2 separate regions of the Homo sapiens genome follow, and region 1 is linked to region 2. A link is a contact called in ENCODE Hi-C or POLR2A ChIA-PET data. All regions are on one chromosome and are shown on one strand. The core of a region is the stretch at or near the end of the contact, and the rest is flanking DNA. Distances in the headings are between cores, read along the strand shown.

Region 1 (2,932 bases), core at 392-2,891, 78 kb before region 2:
TGTGTTTGCTAAGGTTTCTCAATTAATTAATAGTTGAAAACACAATTTGAAATTGATAATTAAGTACCTATAGTCAACTTGAAAAAAACAGAAGCTAAAGCTTTTGAGTTCTCATTTTACTGTATTAAAATGTAGTTGTGCATTTATAAATGATCTAATTTCTTCTTAGTACATTTTTTCCCTTTAAAATGGGTCTCCCAATACTGACTACACAATGAAAACTTTGAGGCTTACATAATTCAATGTGAGCTGGGTAGCTTTGCCAAGTCTCCAGGTGTTTTCCCTGACTGAGGGTGGTACCTGTTATGATCAAATAATTTGGGGAACATGGAAAGAAGCTTTCTCAGAAAAGTGAGCACCAGAAAGTTGTCAAGTGTAGCTCAGTCATTTTTCAGTAGTAGATTGGTAACCAGAAGCAAAATGGAATGTTTCTTCCTGGGTATTTACCAAAACCTTAGGTCCCCTTTTGTCCTAAACATCACCTAACAATTGCTAATAAGCAAGGAAACTTACATTTGTATTAGTCCTCTTTGTGGATTATCAGTGTCATTTTCTTCTCTTTTTTCTTCTTCCTATGGGCTGCCTTCAGGATTGCAAGTCCCACAGGATTGCAAGTTAAGAGATGGGGGAAAAGATAGGAATTAAAACTTGTGTTTTTCAGTGTGCTATTTCTTGGTGAAATGCTACTTAAGAGGTTGAGAATTTCTCTACTAAGTCCTTTAGAGACTAAACAAGACTTTTTTTAAGTAAGGGATTTGAGGTGGTTTGAAAGATTATATACAATAAAAAAGAAAAATGTGTGTTTAAGTTTGTGCATTTATAGATAATATAAATTAGAATAGAAAGTTAAGAAAGAAATGGATGCACACCTCCAAGCATGAAGCTTGGGCTTTGGTTAACTCCTGCTTTGGGGGAGGGCCCAGTGGGTGGGCTTTTCTTGAGGGTGGGAAATAAAGACCCTGCTGTAGAGCACAGAACTCATTGATAATTTTCACAGATTTATCTCTGTTCAACTGAGAGTTCTTGTTTTCTTTTTTTTAATTTTCACTTGTATATAATGAATTCAAAAGTAGGAGCAAAATTCAGTTAAATGGGTTGACTTGGAACTTGCCTTTACTGTGACCACATGATTTAGCTAGACTCTCCTCCCCACACCCTTTTTTTTTTTTTTTTCCTGCATTTTTTCCAGAAAAGGCCACTGGTCTGAGCATTCAGGGCCCCACCATCATCCCACAGTGAGATTGGTGGCTCTCAGAGGTTGGTGACAAGTCTCTCAAGATACAGGGCCTTCAGAGCTGCATCTGCGTGGTGGCCTTTTCCTGATCCTTCTCCCTCAGGGTTTTAGGCCCTGGTTCACCCAGGCCTCTGCTAAGCTCCCGCACTTTCTTGCCAGAGGTGTCTTAAAGGGAAAAACCTCTCTTTTGTCGCTCCTGTCCCTTCTTTCTTTCTTCCCCCTCCTCATTCCCCTCCTCCTTCCCCTTCTCATTCACTCTTCCAGCCCTCCAGTAGCTGAACATTTAAGAGCTTTTTATGAGCACATTTGTTGTCCTCTGAATAGAAAGAGGAATAAGAAGTGGTTTGTACCCTAGAGGAGCTCACCATGGGAGAGAAGATGCCTGAAGACAAGTGACAATGCTTCTGTGATGGGGGTTGTAGAGGCAGGAACAGGATGCTTTGGTAACACGGAAGAGGAAGGAGAGGAAGTGACTGATCAGCCTCGGAAAGGACTTCACAGAGAAGTTATCTTGAGCTGGGTTTTGAAAAATGAGCAGGAGGCCGGGCGCGGTGGATCATGTCTGTGATCCCAGCACTTTGGGAGGCCGAGGCGGGCGGATCACTTGAGGTCAGGAGTTCAAGACCAGCCTGGCCAACATGGCAAAACCCTGTCTCTACTAAAAATACAAAAATTAGCAGGGTGTGGTGGTGCTTGCCTGTAATCCCAGCTACTCGGGAGGCTGAGGCAGGAGAATCGCTTGAACCCAGGAGGCGGAGGTTGCAGTGAGCCGAGATCGAGACTCTGTCTCGAAAAAGAAAAAAGAAAAAAATGAGCAGGAGATGGCCCGGGGGAGAAGGGGTGGCAAAGTGTAATCGAGGGCACTCTGGGCGGAGGAAGCCGCCTATTCAAAGGCATGGCGTCATGAAGGGTTGAGGACCTCATGTGGTGCAGAGTCTGAAAGATGGCCAGGGTGGTGCCGAGGCAAAGGAGATGAGTTTGGAGGGATAAACCACACTTCAGAGACTGAGGAACCTTTAGGCTATGGGTGCTACTGGCTGGGCCGGAAGTCGCAGGAGGCCTTTGAGCAGGGAAGGCGGAGCTTTGAGATGCCCCCTCTGGCAGCAGTGAGCAGCTATGGGGGCAAACTGTGGAAGGAGCCCATCCAGGGGGCTGTAGAGTTTGGGTAAGAGATGAAGTGAGCTTAAACTGAACCAGTGACGCTGGTGATGGAGAGAAGGGGTGAACGTGTGACCAGTCAGGTGGGGAAAGGGGTGGGGCCCGGGAGTTTAGGAGCTTGGGAAGGAGCTGCTGTCAGAAATGAGATAGGCTAGAGAACAAATACACAGAGGCTGGTCCCCTTCCAGAGAGTTCATTTTTCTTTCATCCGTTATTTTTTATTCTGTGATGGATGGGGGTTATAGAGGCAGGAACAGGATGCTTTGTTAACACGGAAGAGGAAGCGACTGATCGGCCTCTGAAAGGTCTTAAACATAGACAAGTTAGCCTGAGCTGGGTAACTACAGAGTCCATTTTTCTTTCATCCATTATTTTTTACTCCTCTGCTTTCAAAAAAAATCTTAAAATCTGTCTACCTCAGAGATATTGTCTGCTTAGCCCATGGTGTTCTGATATCCCAGTCTTTCCTTTGTAGATGTCCACCCCTTCATTCATTCCATTAATAAATGCCTATTGAGCGCCCACCATGTACCAGGCACT
Region 2 (3,003 bases), core at 3-2,502:
ATGGAATATTATTTACATCTTGAACAGGAAGCACCACTTATGTCAATGTGAACTATTTATAATAATGAAACAGAACTTGTGTTCTACTTATTTAATGAAGAATGGTTCTCAGCAATGTATAAATACTTGCTTCTTTTTCTGTTATACTTGAGAGCGTACTTATTTAAAAATAGGAAAAACAGAGACTGTGCAACAGGAATCATATTATATATCATAATCTAAGTATTTATCCCTGTGTTTAAAGCATTAACTGTCTCTTAAAGAGATTAATAAAAATAGGCAAAAACAATTTTTCACTGAATGTTTACAAACCATTATTCCAATGTAGTGACGATAATGTAGGGGTAACGGCCCATCCATTTGCAGTAGATAGTGCTGAGTTTTTAAGAAACTTTCTAAATATTGTGGGTGGAAAACCATCACTAACGTAATGTTATCCAAACGGCCCAAAGCAGCAAAAGAATCTGCAAATAAAGCATGCATCTGTGCGTCTTCACTCCCCACTTGGAGGATCTGTATAAATGAGAAAAACCATGGTTACTGAAATGGTAAATTGGTGTTAAGGGAAGAAAATATACATGCGCTACACTCTAAGTATCATTTAGAAGCAGATTAAATCTGGCTTAAGAAAGAGGGGTTACAAATTTAAACTCAACTGGTTGAAAGATACAGAAGAATAAACAGTTACATATTATATAGTAGGGGATAAACAACAAAGGCTGAACATTAAAGGCCATCTAGATAGGCTGCTTGCAGAGTTGGCCAGAATCCAGATAAAGAAGCAGATTTAGATTATCAAATTTGCAGAGCTTGCAAACAGACACTAAAGCCTTTCTTTACAAAACCGCCTACTCTCACTCAATTTAAGGAGAACTAAAATTAACTAATAGCATACACTTCTTATGAAAATAAAGCATAGATGCTTTTATACATATATAGAATTAAAGATCCAATCTAGCACTGATATCAGCCTGTGGAGACAGTCAAGACTAAGTAACTCAGGTTATGGGCACACCTAAACAACATCTAAATATAAGCAGATGTTGTATCACTGGTCAAAAACAAATCTTGGCTTTACTTGATTAAATATGGGTGTTAAAAACACATCATGAAATACTAGAAATCAACACAAGTACAACAGCTTTTTATTCCCACAGATTCACTGCCAAAGAATGATTAACTGCAACCAACTCTGACTAAAACATGTTGTTGACCAACAGTTCTTCAGATGCCAACATGTGGGTCATGAAAGCTCTTCCTTAAAAGCATACAGTTCACTATGTACTTTCACAAACAACGTACCTCCTTTTCTGGGATGAATCTGCTTGGTCCCTGTCCTAGTGGTCGAGGAATTCTAATGCCAAGTTCCTAGAAAAGAAAATTACACCATCTCAGGCCTTTGGCAGTAAACAAAATGAACTGAGGCTAAAGGAATGGGAGGGAAAAACAACCAGTCGAACAGAGACAGGCTTGTTTTGATGGTTTGTTTTCATGGCTGTATATACATACCAACTCTTCTGTTAGCATTACATAGCTAACAACAGCTTATAATACAACTCTGATTAAAAACAATAAAACCTGTTTCACTAAAACCAGAGTTTTGCATAAAGTACTTGGCAGAAAGTCTAGAACAGAAAGTTCAGCACATAGCAGCCAACCCTGTGGATCATCAGTGATACAAAATAAGACCAGTGTGTTTGTACATCTAAAACTCAACCAACCCAAATATCAATCCCTGTGCATCGTCAGAAAATGAAAAAGCAGTACTTCCACCTAGGTGTCTTAAACTAGAAAAAGTGTAATTATTATTACATCTAAAACAACACCTCACGGTTAGAATGTAAATTTATGAAAAATAAAAACTAAATTCACAAGAGACAGCACTACAGGGCATGTTTTCTCTGCAGTTAAATAATTTTAGAGAAACTCATTTTGTTTGTAAGTTTGCCTTAAATTAAGTTTTTTTTTATTTACAGGATGTCATCAATCTTGCCCATATTATATTTTAGAGAAGCTCAAATAATTGAGAAATAGTTTTCTGACATTTGACACAGTGACTCTAGAATCCTGTACCTTATGTGATGGTGTAGTATGGTTAACAAGAACTGAAAATCTGTTAGGGTTTCCTTTCCCTCCCTCACCCTCCCCATATAGTGTGTTTACAGAAACAAAACTAAAATAATATATTTCAACTTTTTGTTGTTTTGAGGCCTATGTCCTATCTAGTGTCATTTAAAAATTTTTTTTAGAATTTATACAATTAAAGATTAACCCCTTCACTCATATATATTATATATATAATTAAATACTCATATAATTCTACTCTCTCCTTACTGCTTTTAAAGTTCTTCATGATATAAACCAGATATTTTCCTTTTAAAGAAAAAAAGTGGGGATGGGGTGGGGGTGGGTGCACAGAGAGAAGGACATGTGTCAGCAATCCAAGAAATCTGGTCCCAGCAAATGAAAGTCTTTAAAGCAGAACAGGCTTTTAAAAATTAAGCAGGAAGGACAAAAGTGAAGGTAATCTTTATTAGGAGACATCAAGATTCAAAGTAGTTTATATTTGCCAACAGAATTCATAAAATAATATTTAAATAAAATAATCTTATACTGGAGGTTGGTGACTTCTCCCTGGTTAGTCCATCCTTACACTGAAGATAGTAATGCTTTAACATTATACCCTTCATTAGAGGAGGCACTTAATTCACTGGTCTGGCCACGTGTGTGTCTCAATTTTAACATCCTGTAATGAATGCCAGAGGACATCCCTGTTATTCAATATATAATTTTGGCACCAATAGCAGCCATTTATATACAATGATGACTCTTAGCTTTTCTAACTGCTGAATTTCTCATCCAATTACATACATTTGAAACAATACCTATTGGACAAAACTAAGGCTAAAATTAACATTTATCCCCTCTAATTTCTTTAATCTTGAAAACTGTCTTACTTAAACAAAATGTATTTTAGGAAAATGCCTGTTTCAAGGGTTTATT

Evidence for each region. A loop is a pair of places that touch in the nucleus more often than their neighbours do. ChIA-PET counts read pairs that join two places held with the same protein, here RNA polymerase II (POLR2A). Pooled maps may share reads with other maps.
Region 1: a loop to region 2 is called in a pooled map, with 3 times the contacts of the local background. The contact joins the promoter of ARMC2-AS1 here to the enhancer-like site in region 2. A Hi-C loop is called at or near these places in 1 of 168 maps with a recorded cell type or tissue (right cardiac atrium), 1 of 37 single-sample maps with no recorded cell type and 11 of 50 pooled maps. POLR2A ChIA-PET finds 5 or more read pairs at or near these places in 17 of 52 experiments (A673, BJ, CD4-positive, alpha-beta T cell and 12 more).

What each region holds. Positions count from the first base shown.
Region 1 is chr6:108,922,462-108,925,393 of GRCh38, forward strand. ARMC2-AS1 (ARMC2 antisense RNA 1) reads right to left here and starts at 1,642. Exons shown (of 3, transcript NR_104137.1): 1 at 1,600-1,642; 2 at 514-583. All of the region lies in intron 10 of ARMC2 (armadillo repeat containing 2), which reads left to right.
Region 2 is chr6:109,000,976-109,003,978 of GRCh38, forward strand. SESN1 (sestrin 1) reads right to left here. Exons shown (of 10, transcript NM_014454.3): 2 at 1,303-1,368; 3 at 313-513. It also overlaps a transcript of ARMC2 not described here. Among named protein-coding and RNA genes, the nearest start is that of ARMC2-AS1, 78 kb to the left of the region's middle. Within about 2 kb of position 1,253, at least 7 of the 41 ENCODE cell types and tissues checked have a DNase peak (open chromatin) inside an H3K27ac peak, as active enhancers do.